Regions from separate parts of the Homo sapiens genome. Here region 1 is linked to region 2. A link is a contact called in ENCODE Hi-C or POLR2A ChIA-PET data. All regions are on one chromosome and are shown on one strand. The core of a region is the stretch at or near the end of the contact, and the rest is flanking DNA. Distances in the headings are between cores, read along the strand shown. Region 1 overlaps FOXO1 (forkhead box O1). Region 2 holds the start of LOC105370171 (a long non-coding RNA gene).

Region 1 (5,003 bases), core at 2,112-4,611, 570 kb after region 2:
TCCTCCATCTAAAGCTATGAACAAGTACCCAAGGGTGACTTTATTGGCAACTGCCCTACATGCACTGAATTTCAGTCTGGCCACTGGGTCCCAAACTCCTAAAATTTCACAACCTTTTTCTAAGTAGTTACCATCAGGGCTATCACAGTGTGCAGAAAGAAGAAATGTATGCATAACAATTCCTGGACATACAACAGCCCTTTCCCAGTTTTATCTTTAAACCTCCCTGCTCTTTATTTAATTTTCCAGAACACAAGCATTAGAACACTGCAATCACCTTTGCTTCTTTTCCAGGTCCATCCCTATCCAAGCAATTTTACCAACAATTCCCCCAACCACGGCTTCCACCAACCTAAGCCTGTGGGAATCAGAGCACAAAGTCCACTGCCTCCAACTTCCTCCCCACCACCTGTATCCACCTCACTCACAACTGTTCATTTTTCCCAAACCCAGATAGATCACATTCACACACCTGCTAAAACCTCAAAACCCTTGGACACTTTAAAAATAGTTGGTCTGGCTTCTTCCAAGGTGTCAATGGCATGAAAGACTGAGAAATGCTGAGGAAATGTTCAAAGCAAAGGTAACTCAAGAAAGGTAATGCTCAAATGCACTGTATAACCCTGTACTGGATTCTGTATGAGGAGAAAAATGTCCTTGCTACTAAGGAGATTATTAGGAGACTGACAAAACTGGAACATGAAATAAAAAATACTGTATTAACAATAACTTTCCTGGCCAAGCGTGGTGGCTCATGCCTGTAATCCCAGCACTTTGGGAAGCCAAGGTGGGCAGGTCATCTGAGGTCGGGAGTTCGAGACCAGCCTGGCCAGCATGGTGAAACCCCATCTCTACTAAAAACACCAAAATTAGCCAGGCATGGTGGCAGGCGTCTGTAATCCCAGCTACTCGGGAAGCTGAGACAGGAGAATCGCTTGAACCCGGGAGGCAGAGGTTGCAGTGAGCCAAGATCGCGCCATTGCACTCCAGCCTGGGCAACAGAGTGATACTCCGGCTAAAAAAAAAAAAAAACAAACAAACAACAGTAACTTTCCTGAATGTGAATGCTGTACTACAGATCCATAATAGACTATTCTTGTTCTCTGGAAATACACATTGAAGCATTAAGGAATACAGCAGCATCACTCATAAAAGCTACCCTTGACTGGGTTGGCAGGGGAACCGTGTGTGTGTGCACAAATCTATGTACCTACAAATACAGACATATACACATGTATACATATATACATACATAAAGGATGCAAGCAAATTATCAAAATGTCAAAAACTGGTGAATCTGGGTAACGGGTACATAAAAGTTTTTTTTTATTCTTCAAACTTACCACTTGAAAAAATTTCAAAATAAAAAATTTTTTTTAAAAAGCCCTTCTTGGGGGCAGGAGTAAACTTTTCAGGGTGATGAATAATGTTCGTTCTCGAGCGTGGTGATGTTTCACAAGCATACCCATGTCAAAACTTACCAAACTGTACATTCTAAATATGTGCAGATTATACATCAGCTATTCCTCAAAAGAGCTGTTTACACACACACACACACACACACACACACACACACCCCGTGAGGGTTTCAGTCTTCCCGGGCACTCTCGCAACTTGTCTGGACAAACCTTGTCACTGTACAACCCCCTCATCCCTTTCTGCACTTTTCACCCTTCCCCTCCCCAGTCCCAAAGAACTCACCATGCTACCTGAGTCCGTCCTCTTCAGCTTTTTTGTTCACGCTACTACCACTTCCTAGAAAATGTATAGTGGAATCGACTCATACGATCTAGACCCAAATCTCAGTTGCACCAAGCCACACTCTCAAAGCCAAGTTTCCTCATCTGTGAAATGGGGACATGGCCAACCTACTGACAGAAGCAGATGAGACCTGGTGGGAGGTAACAATGGTATAGAAGTACTTTGAAATAATACAAAACACTACTGGGAATCATTACCTTCACACATCCAAAGCCCTGCAGGCTCAACCTTCCTCTCCAGGTTGTCCCCCAGGCACCTGCTCTGAAACAGACTCACCTCTCACTCCCCTGAATCAAACAGTAACTGTACTACTACAGACAAACTGTGAGACCACCTATGGCCTACCATGTATATTTTTACAAGTGCATCTCGGGAATAAAATACACTTACCCAAACTCCCAAAGAGCAGGACCTGTGGGTGTCCCACCTTTATGTGCCAGCCCAAAGCCTTGTTCATTCATCCTAAGACCTCAATACTTGAATTCAACAAGGGATTGAACTAGGATTGGATCACAATGGTTGAAGAGGCCCAACCAACAAATGGCAATGAATAGTTAAAACAACATGACTTTTTTTTTTTTTTTCAGACAGAGTTTCACTCTTGTTGCCCAGGCTGGAGTGCAGTGGTGCAATCTCGGCCCACTGCAACCTCCGCCTCCCGGGTTCAAGCTATTCTCCTGCCTCAGCCTCCCGAGTAGCTGGGATTACAGGCATGCGCCACCACGCCCAGCTAATTTTGTATTTTTAGTAGAGATGGGGTTTCTCCATGTTGGTCAGGCTGGTCTCGAACTCCCAACCTCAGGTGATCTGCCCGCCTCGGCCTCCCAAGGTGCTGGGATTACAGGCGTGAGCCACTGCACCCAGCCAAACAACATGACTTTTGAACTGCCTAAGATTTCACAGCCTCTAGAGGTATATCAAGTGCAGACTGACTATCCCTTATCCAAAATGATTGGAACCAGAAGCATTTTGGACTTTGGATTTTTTCAGATTTTGGAACATTTGCATTAAACTTACCAGTTAAGCATCCCTAATCCAAAAATCCAAAACCCTCCACTGAGCATTTCCTTTGAGCATCATGTTGCCACTCAAGAAGTTTCAGATTTTGGAGCATTTAGGATTTTAGATTTTCAGATTAGGAATATTCAACCTGCATATGGACATAAGACCCATCCACCAATGGCCCTTGCTTCACATGCTCAGTGGGTTGTGGGCTTCGGCTAAAACCTGGGAGGAGATCACAGATTCAAAGTCTCCTTGTGGGGCACTGTGTTCTGTAAGAGGAAGCTACAGTTGAGAAGGTTCAAGGCAACTAAATATGTGCTAGTAAAGTGAGCATAAATCATTCTGAAACCAGAGGACCTACAACAAGTAGCCTGGTTTGGGCTTTTCTTGTGCTCAGCAGTCAAGTGATAAGAACCTTTAACTACATTACATCTAACATTTTTAATTTACAAAATAATGCCCACCACTTCAAAAAAATTGATAGTATTATATCTTCTACCTTTCTATGTCCAAAAAATAAGGGAAGGAGGTTTAAAATATAAGTAGCTAAACCAGGAACTCCAGTCCTGCCACAATGCTAGGCATATTTGTTCTAGGAATTCAAGTCCTGCTAATTTAAACAGCAAGGGGAACTGAAACTCTTGAGAATCTCTGATTATACAGAAAATCTCGGTGTCGTTTACACACAGGGCAAGCCAAGGGGATCCTTCTAAACAGTCTGGGGCTGTTTGCTTTTGTTCTTCTTTTTGTTCCCACTGAAAAGCAAAAATCATTTGTCAACATGGAAAAACCAGCCTGGTGCAGTAGCTCACGCCTGTAATCCTAGCATGCTGGGAGGCCAAGGTGGCAGATTACCTGAGGTCAGGAGTTGAAGACCAGCCTGGCCAACATGGTGAAACCCCGTGTCCACTAAAAATACAAAAATGTAGCCAGGTGCAGTGGCGCGCGCCTGTAATCCCAGCTACTCGGAAGGCTGAGGCAGGATAATTGCTTGAACCCAAGAGGTGGAGGTTGGGGTGGGCCGAGATCGCGCCACTGCACTCCAGACTGGGCGTGGGAGCAAAACTTCTCAAAAAAAAAAAAGGAAAAACCAGGAAAAGCTTGTCACTTAATGACTGGCCTGGCAAATAGGGAAAGAGCCTAAAACTATTTTTCCCTTCCCATACTGTGAAGACTACAAGCTTTGCCAACACCACTCCTCAACACCACTCTGTCATTTTTCTTTGTCTAAATCTTTTTAATTTCTTAAATGGGAAGGAAGTTGCCTTAAAGTATAATACCAAGATTCCCGCAGGGCACCACTCTGCAGGAATGTGGTTCAGAAACCAAGAATCAAGGGGCAATGCCTCCATACAGGTGAGGATTTTCCCACCCCAAAGAGGCTTACTAAAGTTAGGGGCAATTTTCCACCTAACATAAATTATGTTGTGGGGTGGATAAGTGAGAAAGAATAAAGCCGTTATGACCAATGAGGAAAAATGAAATGGATATAAAAACATTATTGCCAAGGTCTTTGTTCCAGAGTTCTCAATCATTCAGGGCCAAGAGAGGCTGGACTTAGAGTCCTGCAGGGTGGAGTGGCAGCATTGTGGAGGAGGGATCCCTGCGAAAAGTATTTATGCTGCAACTTTTCAGCATAACCAAAGCAGACCAACAACTAGAGCTTAAGTTTAGGGCCGCATTCCATAAACTATGACTGTGACCTCATGGCATATACCAAAATCAACTCAAAAGAATCAAAGACCTAAATGTAAGAACTAATACATTAAACTCTTAGAAGAAAACATAGGGATAAATCTTTCCGATCTTGGATTAGGCAATGGTTTCTTAGACATGACACCAAAAGCACAAGCTACAAAAGAAAAAAAAATAGATACTTTGGACTTCATCAAAATTAAGAACATTTTTGCTTCAAAGGACACCACCGTTTGTACATCCATATTCACAGCAGTACTATTCACAACACCCAAAAGGTGTCCATTGAGGGATGAATGGATAAACAAAATGTGATATATACATAGAATAGAGTAGGACACAAGTTACAACATGGATGGACCTTGAAGACATTGTGCTAAGTGAAATAAACCAGTCACAAAATAGGATTCCACTCCTATAAAGGACCTAAAGTAGTCAAATTCATAGAGACAGAAAGTAGAATGGTGGCTGTCAAAAGCCTGAAGAAGGAGGAAATGCGAAGTTATTGTTTAACAGACACAAAGTTACAGTTTTGCAAGATG
Region 2 (5,450 bases), core at 927-3,426:
CAGCTACTCAGGAGGCTGAGGCAGGAGAATTGCTGGAACCTGGGAGACAGAGGTTGCAGTGAGACGAGATCGTGCCATTGCACTGCAGCCTGGGTAACAAGAGCAAAACTCTGTCTCAAAAAAAAAAAAAAAAAGAATTACTAATTTATTCAATATATCATAATCAATCAATTTATTCTCTAGAAGCCAAATAGTTGTCTTATTTCCCATTCTCACCCCCTGACCCGGCCATCTACTCTTCTATAAATGGTTATTGTGGTTACAAAATTGGTTCCAAATGCAATGAACAAGCATGTAGCAAACAATACATACAAGATGTTTATGTCTCTCATTTCACAATACCAAGGAATAAACCAAACTACCCATTAATGATGAGATCTACTCTAATCAAAGAAGCAAAAATGGAACATATCAGAGGTATTGGGGTTTTCAATAACTGAGGTATAAGATGTCAGCTTATGACCAACTTTGTACTAAGGACCAGCTCTCTGAGATGGGACCTGACTCAACCAAAGTCAAGAAGCCATATCCCTTCTCTGATGATGAGTAGCCAGAAGCCTCAACCACAAGTGGACTGTATGACAAAATCAACAAACACAAATTCAAATGCTTACAGAGGCCAGACACACAATGGAAAGAGGTGAGGAAGGCTAAATATGAGGCACTAGACAGTGGTGAGGCACGTGGCAAAGCATCCTGTGAACAGGCAGCAGCCATTTAGTTCTAATAGCATTACCATTCTGGGCCTCTGTAGTCAGTGTTGCCAGATTTTAGAATTTTTAGAAGTTAGAAATCTAGATGTTTATGTGAAATTTCCTGGTTTTTGAAACAGTACATTTTGTACATTACACAACAGCACATTTTGTACATTATACAAAACATGACTAAAACCGAGATCCGACCTTGGGCCATCAGTTGCAACTCCTACATGAAACTGTAATCTATGATGCCTCTGAATACAAGGTAGTCAGAAAATGAAAGGAGTTCTATGTTCAGAATAGTCAGAGAAAACTCTAATTTTAAATACATTCACGTATCATTCCTGAAAATATTCTGACACATGCTGGAACACATGTCCCAAGTTTTAATCTGGAAAAGATAGCTTTGATACCTCCAGTTACCATTTTGAACCTCTTTAGAAGTTAATAGTAGTCCCACAAGGCCAAGAAAGAAAGAAGAAACAAGCCTAAATACGAAAAGGTGGAAAGCAGGTTTGAGCTAGACAGTATGTTTATTTTAGAGAATAAGGAACGTTAAAACTGTTTGAAACTTTCCAACTCTCCGTGTATTTCTTTTTCTTTCACTTGCTCATGTATTTCAAATATTAAATGCTTTTCCTCTGTTATTAAGAAAGTGTGTTTGAGTCATACTCAGAGGTCTAACCCATGATGATGACACCACATTCATTAGACAACTTCTATTCCTTTCTAAAAGTTTCGATCCAATATTAGCAGAACCTGAAAGCCTTCCAACTCACTAACCAACAGATGGCATGACCAACTTTCCCAAGAGACACGCAGCAGCACACAGGTACACACCTTCCCAGTGAGAGAATGCAAGGTTCAGCTCAGGTGTTAGACACTCAGAGAACACTTAATCAAACAACAAAACGGGTGGCAGCAGGGAGAAGAGGAAAGGTTCATTCCCTCTTCAGCTCCCACCCCCGGTTAGAAGTCCAGGGCATTTAAGGTCTACCACATTTCCATGTAGGGGTGGAAACATTATCTTTCCCTTGAAAGAAACATAGCCTTTGAACAGGAAATGGAGGGTCATCAGTTCGGGTTGGAACACACATAGAATAATAATGACACTACCTTTGCTGGTGTCAAATGTAAATTTGTTCAATAGTCCAGTGGAACAGTAACAAGGCACTTCTTCAGATGCCACCTGCTATTGAGTGTAGAAAATAACAACAAAAAAAATACCCTGTCGACTCACCCAAGTCAGATAATTACACGGACTGCAAAACATTCAGGCACGGAGCTCTGGAAACCTTTTAGGGGGTCCTTTATCATGCCCTGCCTTTTCCAGAATGAGACTAATTTGCTCCTATTTCAGCCAGCTCCAGCAAAGAGAGCGGGTAAAGGAGAGAAAAGAGAATGAATTGTCAGCATTATTGAAAAGATTCATGGTTAGTCACACTCACTCCAGGCAAGTTCCTTGCCAGACACCACACCACTCATTAGCAGACCTGAGAACTGGCGTGCCTCCCACAGCTGAGCAACAGCCTTGGGCCTGGCAGGTCCCCAGGGACCCACAAAGCCCTATGTTCTCCCACACCCTGCAATGAGAAAGACCAGTTTGGGCAGGCCTGGGTGCAATTGGCTCCCCAGATGCTAAGTAAATCTGTTCTATGCCCTGTGCTGCTTCAAATATAATTATTCAGGTGCTCAGCTGGTGTGGAAATCAAGGTAGCATCTCTTCAGGGTACACTGATGCAGTTACCTGATGGGGCTGCCATTTTCTCCCCAGGTTCCCTTCGGAAGACCCAAGAGATGGTCGTGTCTACAGTTTGTCAGCCTGTATGTCCTCATTTCCAGCTACAGCTGTGAGCTGCTGATCTTCCTGGAGCTGGAAACATTTATTTCCCTTGTGTAATACCAGCAATTTTAACTTAGATTTACAGTGCTTACCACTGAACCATTTGGGGCATTAAAGACTAATTCAATTCATTTGCAAGAGACAGGGTGGGCTGTAGGAATCATTGATGTCAATATCCACAGCAATGGGGAAACTGAGTCTGGGAGGCAAAAGGACTTGCTCAAAAGTGTAGAACAAAGAAGAGAAGCCAGGTCTTTGCTTTTCTATTCAGTCTCATCCCATTTCTTGGAGCTACTATCTCACAGAAAAAAAAAATACCATTTCTAGTTAGGACAGCAAACCGGTTACTCTTTACTGTATGAAAACACCATTCTCAGAATCACAACTCCCTAAAGTTCAGTCAAAACTTCCCAAAAAAAGCTGGCTTCTGTTAGAATGAGCTGCGCCCTCCACTGGGATCTGAAAGCAAAGGACAAGGACTAAGTCTTTGTAAACAATCACAACAGACACTGACCATGGTGAACATCATCCCATACGTCAGAGTAACATGCCCTCACATGGGTTCTGATGGAGAAGAACAGCTCCCCCATGCTGAGCTCTGCCATCCCTAGCATCAAAAGTACCATATAGCTGGATGCCAAAGCTGGTACTATTTGGTACATACTGATATGCATATTAGCTTGGATTTATGACACCTAGAAAAAGTGATCCTGGCCCTAAAATAAAATTCAAGTCCAAGAACGATCATTAACAATGTAAGTATGACTCAAAGCACTCAGACTACATGTCTTCACTTGGACTACATGTCTTCAGGTTGAAGACGCTTCACCCTGGCTTTGCAACAGAGTCACCATGATGACCCAGGCAAGTGTGGGATGTGTGGTAAGGGCTTGGGAAAATTCCTGTGGGTTTTTAGAGTTTTCATAATTCCCTGAAAGGCTGCTAGACCCAACTGCTTCTAAAGGAAGCATGTGGGCAAACTCAGAGATATGGGTGAAGGACATTCTGTGTCAATGGACACCGAGTACTGGGCCAAGAGGCCCCTGCTTATCTGTGTTCGTAGTTGGTCTACAAAAGAGTCACAGCTTCCCTCTTCCTCCTTAGCAGGGGGAAGTGGGCCTGAGGGAATGTGGATCAGCCCAGCCAGTGCCTGTTAACAAGGTGGCCTGAGGAGTGGGTACTGCCCCCTTGTCTTGTATCAGTCCTCCAGTCTCTGCCATTGGTTGTGCTCCTGAGTGAAAAGAGGCAGAGCCTAGGACAGGAGATAAAGTTAAAGGAACTCTTCACTCGATCCTAGAAGGATTTTGCTTATGAGTTGCTCAGATCTCCTACAGCCTCCCCCACCCTCACGGGTGCTAGGCTGGTAGTCAGTATTACTACTCTTGACCATGGCACCCAGCTTAACTCTATCATTGGCACTGCAAATATGCCCTGGACTACCTCCGGAAGTGTCTTGGGTGCATGCCAAGAAAACATCCCTCACCTTCTCACCTCCTATTTTTGCATTATTTGCTTTCAGAAGGGAAGTGATAAAAATGGATAATAGCCACTAATTTTTGAACAATTTTTCCAGGTACCACTCTAAGTGCTTTAAGTGTGTTGATTCTGTTAGTCCTCTCCACAACCCCATGAGGAAATAGTCTCCTCATTTGCACATGAGGGAACTGAAACACAGGGAATTAGGTAACCTACAGTAGCCGTGCAGCTAGGAAGTGGCAGAGCTGAGATTTGAACCCAGAGCCCCATGTGTCCAGCCACTATACTGGTTAAGAAATGATGATATGATTCCGTGTAGACACAGGTTCTGTGTATCCAATGTACTTGAGAGTATTGGGGAGCATTTCTCCCTCTTCAGTGACATGAGGACACATCTATAAAGGCAAAGGCAATTTGAGAAAATAAGGCCAAGGGCATAAAGGTCAAGAAGAAGGGCTTTGTGATCAGTTGGCTTAAGTCCTATCTTGTCACTTACTAGCGATATGACCCTGGGCAGGCTGCTCAGTCTCCTGCAGCCTCATTTTTCTCATCTCTAAAATGGGGTTAATAGGACGCTTAGCTCACAGGATTCTTGAGAGACCAACAGGAATGGATCCATGAAAACAGCAGCTGGCCAACAGTAAATGCCGAGTAAATGGTGGTTTCAATTATTATTAAATATGGTGAGGTAACGAGCAGTTAGGATAAGATGAAGTTGAAGAAAAGATTCCAGGTCGACATTATCTTCTTAGTTGTCAAATTTGTCATAGAGACTTATGAACCATAAGTAAGAAATTTCTCTTAAAATGGTAATCTTGGAAAATAGCTCCCTTTCCTCTGCTTGCTGCTGTCACTACTTCTGCTTCTTCTCTTCTCCCCAGGATTTGGTAAATAATTCAGTTATCATGTCACAGCTCAACCTGGCAGCTCCACTCTGAGCTTCAGCCACAGCTATGCCCACTTCTCTGTGGGTTTGTGGGAAAGGTGCCCCTGGGCAACTGTGGCAAAGGATTCAGTCACTCGTGTGAGTGCTCGGGAGCAGGCACAGCTCTGCCCCATCCCTTCCAATCAGCATCATCTGCACCGTGGCTGTTCCTCACAGCTTGGCAACGTGCTGGCAGGTCGCTGGCTGGGAGCCTGCATTCTTCACAGAGGTCCTGTCATTATAATAACCATATTTTCTCTTGTGGTGAAGAGTAATTGAATTAAATTGGGCAGCATTTGATCCTGACCATACAAATTGCCTGATCCAATTGAGGCCTCTGTGAGGTCACAGGCAGGAAGGAGCAGAGCAGTGAGACAGATGTCCTCGTCCCGTGGGCCTGGCTGTTGGGTTCTTCTATCAGTGCACACCCAGAGACCCTCCTCTTCCATGTAAAACTCTCTGCAGGGAGACGGGGTTCTGCAGGCTGGGGAGAGGAGGAGGGGAGTCC

What was found. Hi-C counts contacts between places; a loop is a spot of excess contacts on that map. ChIA-PET counts read pairs that join two places held with the same protein, here RNA polymerase II (POLR2A). Pooled maps may share reads with other maps.
Region 1: a pooled map shows a loop between it and region 2 (2.3-fold over the local background). The contact joins two enhancer-like sites. A Hi-C loop is called at or near these places in 2 of 50 pooled maps. POLR2A ChIA-PET finds 5 or more read pairs at or near these places in 2 of 52 experiments (GM10248 and MCF 10A).

Annotation. Positions count from the first base shown.
Region 1 is chr13:40,626,815-40,631,817 of GRCh38, forward strand. The region is part of intron 1 of FOXO1 (forkhead box O1); the gene reads right to left. Among named protein-coding and RNA genes, the nearest start is that of FOXO1, 37 kb to the right of the region's middle. RefSeq lists an enhancer at 3,270-3,369. Within about 2 kb of position 3,362, at least 3 of the 41 ENCODE cell types and tissues checked have a DNase peak (open chromatin) inside an H3K27ac peak, as active enhancers do.
Region 2 is chr13:40,058,260-40,063,709 of GRCh38, forward strand. It overlaps LOC105370171 (a long non-coding RNA gene), which reads left to right and starts at 5,310. Exons shown (of 2, transcript XR_941894.2): 1 at 5,310-5,391. RefSeq lists enhancers at 814-1,003, 2,250-2,379. Within about 2 kb of position 2,177, at least 8 of the 41 ENCODE cell types and tissues checked have a DNase peak (open chromatin) inside an H3K27ac peak, as active enhancers do.